Regions from separate parts of the Homo sapiens genome. Here region 1 is linked to region 2. Evidence: chromatin contacts called from ENCODE Hi-C or POLR2A ChIA-PET data. All regions are on one chromosome and are shown on one strand. Each heading gives the region's core, a stretch centred on a gene start or an enhancer-like site at or near the end of the contact. The rest is flanking DNA. Distances are from core to core; before and after follow the strand shown. Region 1 has its middle 13 kb from the start of MIR6071. Region 2 holds the start of GNLY (granulysin).

Evidence for each region. A loop is a pair of places that touch in the nucleus more often than their neighbours do. ChIA-PET counts read pairs that join two places held with the same protein, here RNA polymerase II (POLR2A).
Region 1: POLR2A ChIA-PET joins it to region 2 with 11 read pairs in activated CD4-positive, alpha-beta T cell. The contact joins the enhancer-like site here to the promoter of GNLY in region 2. A Hi-C loop is called at or near these places in 2 of 168 maps with a recorded cell type or tissue (astrocyte of the cerebellum and transverse colon). POLR2A ChIA-PET finds 5 or more read pairs at or near these places in 2 of 52 experiments (AG04450 and activated CD4-positive, alpha-beta T cell).

Annotation. Positions count from the first base shown.
Region 1 is chr2:85,795,073-85,799,194 of GRCh38, forward strand. No RefSeq gene overlaps it. Among named protein-coding and RNA genes, the nearest start is that of MIR6071, 13 kb to the left of the region's middle. RefSeq lists an enhancer at 1,620-2,363. Within about 2 kb of position 1,984, at least 14 of the 41 ENCODE cell types and tissues checked have a DNase peak (open chromatin) inside an H3K27ac peak, as active enhancers do.
Region 2 is chr2:85,691,908-85,696,160 of GRCh38, forward strand. GNLY (granulysin) reads left to right here and starts at 2,451. Exons shown (of 5, transcript NM_006433.5): 1 at 2,451-2,563; 2 at 3,413-3,516; 3 at 4,051-4,149. The coding sequence starts at 2,512.

The sequences.
Region 1 (4,122 bases), core at 734-3,233, 100 kb after region 2:
TGCCTTGTCCCGCCCCGATGCTGGGGTTCAGGGTCAGATTAAAACTCCCCTCACTGGCTCTACTGCCCCCGGAGACCCAGGGTGCACCCTGTTCTTGCTGAAACAGCTGTATTTCCCCTCCTGAGAGATTTTCTTTTGAGCCAGAGAATTATTTGAAAGAGCAAAGACCTTCCAGAGTTGTTAAACAAAACAACACACCATCTCTAGAGGAATTACAAATAAATGGGGATTCACCCTTCAAATCTGGATAAAGCTCCCCTCCCCAGACCTCAAACTTGCTGCTCAACTAAAGCTGCTTTGACCTTGGACCAGACCTCCCTGTGCCTGGGCCTCCCAGGACATGTCCTCTCTCCCCCGTGGCCTGGTTCCTTGCACCTCCATCTGTCTTCCTGGCTCCGTCGTGCACTCCTGGAAGGCAGAGAGTGTGGTCATCTCCCCAGGGCAGAACGGCCCTCAGGACCTGCGTTGATGCAGCGCTGCTGGCCTGGGCTAGAAAAGTTTTTCGCGATTCTCTGCCCTGGCGAGTGGCTGCAGGGTCCTGCCCACCCCAATGCAGCCCAGCCCGGCCCTGGGGTTATCCTGCAGAGCCCAGTAGAGTCAGGTGTGGGAGGGAAGTATGAAGTAGGATGAATGCTCTCGGCACAAAATGGCTAAGGAGCTGGAGCCAGACGGAACACACAGTGAGGGGAACCCCGAGAAGTACTGCGCTTCTCCAGCCCAAAGCCATCTGGAGAGACTGAAGTGAATGTCTCGCGCACACGACAAGGTGGCAGGGTTCATTCCTCCCAGGGCCCATCTGCAGCCCCCAGCCCCAGGTCCTGAGCCTGCCTTGAGGCCTGCCTCCCTGCAGAGCTTTGTCTCTGTCTCCCACTGAGCCGGGCCTCTCCTCAGGACCCCCTTTCCTCCTCACAGAGGCCACCCCTCTCAGAGCCAGCCCTCTCTCGGCTCTCCCCGCTTTATCCTGGCCCATTCTGCCTCAGCTGCTTTCCTCAGTGCGTGGATTCCAGTGGCAGCAACATCTGCTGGGCACTGTCTGGCCCGTGGGTGGTCACAGGGTGCCAAGGACCCTAGTGCTGTTTCTTGGCCCTGCCACTCACTGGCTGTGTGACCTAGGGCAAGTCGCTCCCCTCCCTGAGCCTCAGTTTCTCTTTGTAAAAAGTGGTTGGAAGAGATGGTGACTAAAGCCTCTTCCAGGTACTTAATGGACGCAGCCTGTTCCCCTGCTGAGATGCTGTCTTCACTGGCTCTGCGCCTCCGTCTCCCTGGTTTGGCTCCTGCTTCTTTGGCTGCTCCTTCCAGGCCCCCTTGGCCTGTTGTCACACTCCGGGGCTCAGTCCTCGGGACTCCCCACTCAGGCTGCTGACTTCCAATTCCTGTCTGTATCCCAGAGACGGAGAGGATAATATCTGCTCATTCAACACCAGACTGAGTTAAATATCTAAGGAATTTCTACTCTAAACCCAGCGTTTAGAGCCAGCCCTGCCCCACTGGCCATCATCCACCACAGGCAGGCAGAGGCATTTCATTCCGTCTGCCTTCCCCCTCAGCACTGGCCCCGGTCGGCCTGTCCTTGCCCAGGTCCTCTGGGCCCCTCCCAGGGCTGTGGCCTTCCTTTGGCTGGGACCTTAGGCAGGGCTCATTTCCTCCCAGGCCTGAGCACTTTCCCAAGGAGCCAGCGCCTGTCCCTGCTGCCCAGTGCTTCCTCAGAGGCAGGACTTTGGCAAGCACTGCCTTGCTGCTGATGAGACTTAATTAACGCAGGGATCCGCTTTCCTCCTGGCCCTGGGAGAGAGGCGCCCGCCTTGGAGCTCGAGGACACAGGGTACCCCATTGTTCTCTGGAGAAACACAGCTGCCCCTCTGCAGCTGCTGCCCCGGGCCTGTCAGCTGCCTTCTCTGCTCTCGGAGGTCCTTCCCACTCTCCTCCCTGAGGGGCTTATTCAAGTGCCCACCAGCAGAGATCCACATCCTTCCCCTGAGCTGGTCTCTTCAGGGTGTCCATGGTGCTGACTCCACAGGTCGAGCATTAGGCCTCATTGGACTGGACGTATCAGGCATCGGCGCAGCCCGTTCCCCTGCTGAGATGTTGTCTTCACTGGCTCTGCAGCTCCGTCTCCTTGGTTTGGCTCCTGCTTCTCCGGCTGCTCCTTCCAGGCCCCCTTTGCCTGTTGTCACACCCCAGGGCTCAGTCCTCGGGACTCCCCACTCACTCAGGGCCACGCCCTTCATAGGCTGCTGACTTCCAATTCCTGTCTGTATCCCAGAGACGAATAGGAATAGATATCGCTCTGTCTATCACAATAGATATTCCTATCTGCATCACCCAGAGCGAAGCTGAATCCTTGCCTTCAAGGCCCCGCACCACCTGCCCTGGCACCTCCCTGACCTCACCTTCACTGCTGTCGTCTGTGTGGTTGACACACCAAACCCAGCCACTCTTTGCATTAGGCCTTCGCATCGGCTGTTCCCCCTGCCTGGAATGCTCTTTCCCCAGTATCCGTTTGGCTCGTTCCCTCATTATCTTCAGTCCTCTGGTTGAATAGCACCTCCTTAGCAAGCCCTTCCGTGATGGCTCGATCTTATTTATTTGTTTGTTTGTTTGTTTGTTTTTTGAGACAGAATCTCACTCTGTCGCCCAGGCTGGAGTGCACTGGCGAGATCTTGGATCACTGCAAACTCTGCCTCCCAGGTTCAAGCGATTCTTCTGCCTCAGCGTCTGAGTAGCTGGGATTACAGGTGTGTGCCATCACATCTGGCTAATTTTTGTATTTTTAGTAAAGACGGGGTTCCACCATGTTGGCCAGGCTGGTCTCGAACTCCTGACCTCAAGCGATCTGCCCACTTCGGCCTCCCAAATTGCTGGGATTACAGGTGTGAGCCACCGCGCCCAGCCAATGGCTCTATTTTAAATCGCAATACTCCCCTACTTCCCCTAGCACTCTCTCCCCTGCTTTATTTTCTCCATAGTACTCATCACTCTCTGCCACGCTATGTCAGTTTGAAAACACTATCACCTCCCTCTAGACCGTAAAGTTCATGAGAGCGGGGGTTTTTGTTTTGCTGACCACTGCATCCCTAGTGTCTAAACAGTGCCCCCTTGGGGCTTTTTGGAACTAGGAATGCTGTCCTCAGTCTCCAGTAGCTGATGAACAAATATTTGTTGCACAAATGGATGAATGCTTCATTAAATGTACTTGTACATGTATCTTTATGTCCTGGTGGTTTGACTTCTGTAGACTAGATCATGGAAGTGTGGTTATTCTGTCCAGTGTATGTATAGAGTATTTTTAATTTTAATAAACAACTCTAGATTACTTTCCCAAGAGGTTGAAGCAATTCATGCCCATTTCTCTGCCTGTGCTGGACGTTATCACACTTGAGTTCTTGCCAGTCTTCTGGGGAAGCAGGGAAGGCATCTCATTGCTTTAATTTTCATTTTCCTGCCTAATAGAGAAGAACATTGTTCATATTTATTGACCACTTGAATTTCTGTTTCTGTGAATTGTCTTGTTTATTATAGTCTTTGCCTATTTTTGTTTTTACAGGGGAGGTGGGTGGGGGAGGACTGACGTTTTCTAACATGTGTGTAAGACGGAATCTGCATTTTTTTTTTAAAGCATCCCAGGTAATTGTGATACTTATGGCCATTCCCAGCGCTATCGCTTAGTATGAGGATCCTCCTGGTCCGCTACTGCCTGGCAGGCTCTGGGGTCCTCTATGGGTTTTAGAATGAAAGGTTTTAAGGTTTTTTTTCATTGCTGGTACTCTGTACTTTCTACAACGATCTTGTGTTACTTTTTTAAAAAGGATATTAAAAAACAATCATAGGAAAACCCTTGTACTGTAATACCAAGTGGAAAAGCATTTACAGTTAGGATGTACTTTCTGATGAGAATGACATAAAAAGGCTCTCTGTATGCAGAAAACCCTAGCAGTGAATGGCCAGAATGAAAACATAGGATTGTGGGTAATATTCCTTACAATGGAAGTTTTCCTTACGATGGAAGGCAGACAAGTGGGGGAAGAAGAGGTGAGGGTGAACCCCTAGTGGAAAAAGAGTGCCTGCTGGAATGGTAGCACTTGGGCTAAAATACCCTCCTTTTGTGGCTTGGCAGACATCACT
Region 2 (4,253 bases), core at 1,201-3,700:
AGGCAATATTTCTTTTCTTTTCTTTTTTTTGAGACGGAGTCTCGCTCTGTCGCCAGGCTGGAGTGCAGTGGCGCGATCTCGGCTCACTGCAAGCTCCGCAGAAGGCAATATTTCACAGAGGAATTCTTTGTGGGCCTGGGCCTGACTTGCAATGGGCCAGTTCCTGGGGTACCATGGGTGGGAATTGGGTAAAACTTACCCCAGGTTCTTATCACACGGGACCCCAGAGGCCTGGGTGGAGGCTTGTGACTAACTACATGAGCTTTGCCACGTACTCCTCAATACCTCTGACAAGGACTTACTGCAGTGTTTGGTCTCACCAAGTTTCCCACAATAAAGAGACATGAGTCACCTTTCAAGACCCTTTACCCCCAAGAATGTGGTCTTCACACATGAGACCAAGGTCTACAAGTGGTCAGGAGAGAGGGGGTCTGCTCAGATGGGGGAGTAGTGCCTGAGCTGGCCTCAAGAGGGTTAAGTGGCCCTGCACTGAAAACCTGGACACTGAGTTAGGGTAGGGCTGGGGGAAAACTTGGGCTTTGGAGTCGTAGGGTCTGGGTTCAAATCCACAGACCATTCCCTTCCTAGCTGTGTGTTGGTGGGTAATTCACTGGATCTTTCTGAGTCCTGGTTTCCTCATCTGAGGTAAAACGAGTTTGCCGGTTGGTCTGAGAGCTGTTCTAGGCATGGTGGGGAGACCCTGACAGGCAGAGGCAGCCCTGCTCTCAAGCAGTTGATTTACAGCTGGGGAAACAAGACAGCCACAAATGCAATACCTCAAACTCAACTTCTCACCAGAAAGCTCCTTTTCCTAATTTTCACAGCCAGTCCCTCAGCCTCCTGGGCCCCAAATACTAGTAAAACCTTTGCCTCCTCTCTCTTCTTTCTTTCTTGTAATCATATAGGTACAAAGTCCTACCAATTCTTCCTGAAATATGTTTCCTTATCAAAAAGTCCTGCAAAGCCGTGCGTGGTTGCTCATGCCTATAATCCCAGCACTTTGGAGGCTGGGAGGATCGCTTGAGTCCAGGAGTTCGAGACCAGCCTGGACAACATATGGAGACCCATCTCTACCAAAAATTTTAAAATCAGCAGGGGTGGTAGTGGCAAGCACCTGTGGTCTCATCTACTTGGGAGGCTGAGGTGGGGGGATTGTTGGAGCCTGGGCGGTTGAGGCTGCAGTGATCTGTGATTGCACCACTGCACTCTAGCCTGAGGTACAGAGCAAGAACTTGTATCAGAAAAAAAAAAAAAAAGTCCTGCGGTAGCTGACACTGCCATTGCCTATACGATTCCCATTCCCTCATCCTCCCTAGCAGGATATCAATTTTGTTCGAAGTGTCAATGAAGGCCAGGTGCGGTGGCTGATGCCTGTAATCCTAACACTTTGGGAGGCCGAGGCAGGCGGATCACCTGAGGTCAGGAGTTCAAGACCAGCCTGGCCAACATGGTGAAACCCTGTCTCTACTAAAAACACACAAATTAGCAGGGCATGGTGGCGTGCACCTGTAATCCCAGCTACTCAGGAGGCTGAGACAGGAGAATCACTTGAACCCGGAGGTGGAGGTTGCAATCAGCCAAGATCACACCACTGCACTTCAGCTTGGGTGACAAGAGTGAAACTCTGTCTCAAAAAAGAAAAACAAAACAAAAACAAACAACAACAACAAAAAGCAAAGTGTCAGTGAAGGTCCAGCAAAAGACTCCCTTCCTATTGCCCTTTGCAGCCAGGGTCATCATGTGACACAGTTCAGATCAATGAGATGGAGGCTGAGGGTCCCTGGGAAAGATGTTTTTCCTATACAGGTACCACCTCTTTCAGCTTCACTCTTTCCATTTTCCACGTGAACAGGCCTTGTAGCCTGGAGGAGCTACAGCTGCCTTTTTGAGATGCTGAGGCACCCTGTCTGAAGAAGGCCCTCACATCACTCAACTTGACTACTGGGTGAGCCCTTGGAGAGGCTTCCCAGCCTCTGCTCTTCAAGCCGAAGTACCACAGGGGACACGAGTCCCAGAGTTACAGGACCCCAGCTATGGTTCATGTGTAAAGGGAACCATTAGGCAACCAGGGGAAATGATGAAGAAGATCTACATTTACAAATGTGGAAAGATGTTCGTGGTATATTGTTAAATTAAAAAGCTGTTTAAAAATAGTTTTTGGGTCAAGTGAGATGACTCACTTATACTTTTAGTATAAGTATGTCCCATGCAATATCTGGAACGTACTTGTACTAAGGGGTTTCTCCCTCCATCGGCACATCCCAGGCATCCTGGCAGCTGCTGGCCTCCAGCAACCCCACATTCTAGTTGTGTGGGAGTGGGGTGTGGCATGGACCCTGTGGGCTACCACTGCCCTGAGCTGCTTCTTCACACACTGGTATTTGTATCTGTGGTAAACCCAGTGACACGGGGGAGATGACATACAAAAAGGGCAGGACCTGAGAAAGATTAAGCTGCAGGCTCCCTGCCCATAAAACAGGGTGTGAAAGGCATCTCAGCGGCTGCCCCACCATGGCTACCTGGGCCCTCCTGCTCCTTGCAGCCATGCTCCTGGGCAACCCAGGTAAGGCCTTCCCCTCGGGATCGATCCTGATGGCCCACCCAGCCTCGCACTCTCAGGCTGGCTGAACCTGGAGCTTGGACTCTGTGGGCACCCAGGTGCCCCTGCCTCCCCCCGGCCTTCTCCCCCGTCATGGAGGCCTGGCCTCCCCTCAGAGCCAGGCTTAGTCCAGTGTGCTGCCCAGCCTGTCACTGGCCTGGCCAAGGAGGAGAGACAGGCCAGGGATTCTGGTCCTAACTCTACTGGCCACACTGTGTGGCCTGAGACCCCCCTTTCCCTCCCAAGCCCCTGCCTCCGCATCTGCGTGGTGAAGGCCATTGGCCCTCATCGGTGGATCTGCGTTTCCTCGGGCCTACACTGTCTAGGATTGTGCGGGGCTGGTGAGAGAACAAGATCTCTTCTGTGTTCAAGGCAGACTTCCTGCCCCCTGCACCCTGCTCTCTCCCAGGCCTTGAGGTCAGTGTGAGCCCCAAGGGCAAGAACACTTCTGGAAGGGAGAGTGGATTTGGCTGGGCCATCTGGATGGAAGGTAAAAAAAGAAAATCCCTTGAAAGGAGATTGAGGGAAGTTTCTAGACAAACCGACCCCCAAATCTGTGTTGCTGGGGGAACAGAGGAGAAGAGAGAGTCTCGCCCTCCTGGCTTTCTAGAAGGAACGTGAGAACACGTGTTTGTGCTGAGAGTGGGTCAGAGCGGCTCCAGGGCAAAGCATGTGGACAGGTATCCTGGCCCCCTGCAAGGCCCAGCTCCTGTCCTAGGCCCTGGTCACCTCCTGGACTCCCACCAGCCAGGAGAACGGGCTTTCCCTCTCCTTCCGCCTGCGGAGGGGAAGCTGAAGTCTGGTCTTCCTCAGGTCTGGTCTTCTCTCGTCTGAGCCCTGAGTACTACGACCTGGCAAGAGCCCACCTGCGTGATGAGGAGAAATCCTGCCCGTGCCTGGCCCAGGAGGGCCCCCAGGTACGTGTTGGCTCTCTGCTCACCTGCCACAGTCCCTCTCCTTTCCCTCCTCCCTGGTGGCTCCTGGGGTGAGGTCTGGAGCTCTCTAATGGTCAGGAGGTGGGAGTGGAGGCTGGGCTGTTTCTGACGATGCTGGTTTTGTTGAATTCATGTCTGGCCAGGAGGGCTACAGGTATCTGGCAGACTCCTCCAGGAGGATCCTCTGGGGTCTCACCCTCCAAGGAGCCTGGGGCTGCAGAACCCAAATAGGCAGACTCCCCTGGGAGTTCCTCAATAGGAGAGGGGCAAGTGCAGGGCTGGGAAAGTACTGGGGGTGTGGGAGGCTGTTTCTGGGGTGTCTCAGAGCCTCTAAGACAAGCAAAAGGGTGGGCAGGGGCCAGGCAGCCAGTTCAGGCCTTCAGTGTATCCACGCTCTGGGAAGAGATCACGGACATTCCTGCCGGCCTCAGAAACACAAAGGGCCCCTTTCCTGGGCACTTTCACGCGCTCCCAGAGTGTCTGAGAGACCATCATAAGGGCTTTCTTTCCTGACAGGGTGACCTGTTGACCAAAACACAGGAGCTGGGCCGTGACTACAGGACCTGTCTGACGATAGTCCAAAAACTGAAGAAGATGGTGGATAAGCCCACCCAGGTGAGGCCAAGGGGCTACAGAGCCTCCTGTCTGCTGCTCAATGGAGGGGCCAGCCTGTGACCAGGTCGGGGATCGGGGAGCCCGGGGGCACCTTGCACAGTGAT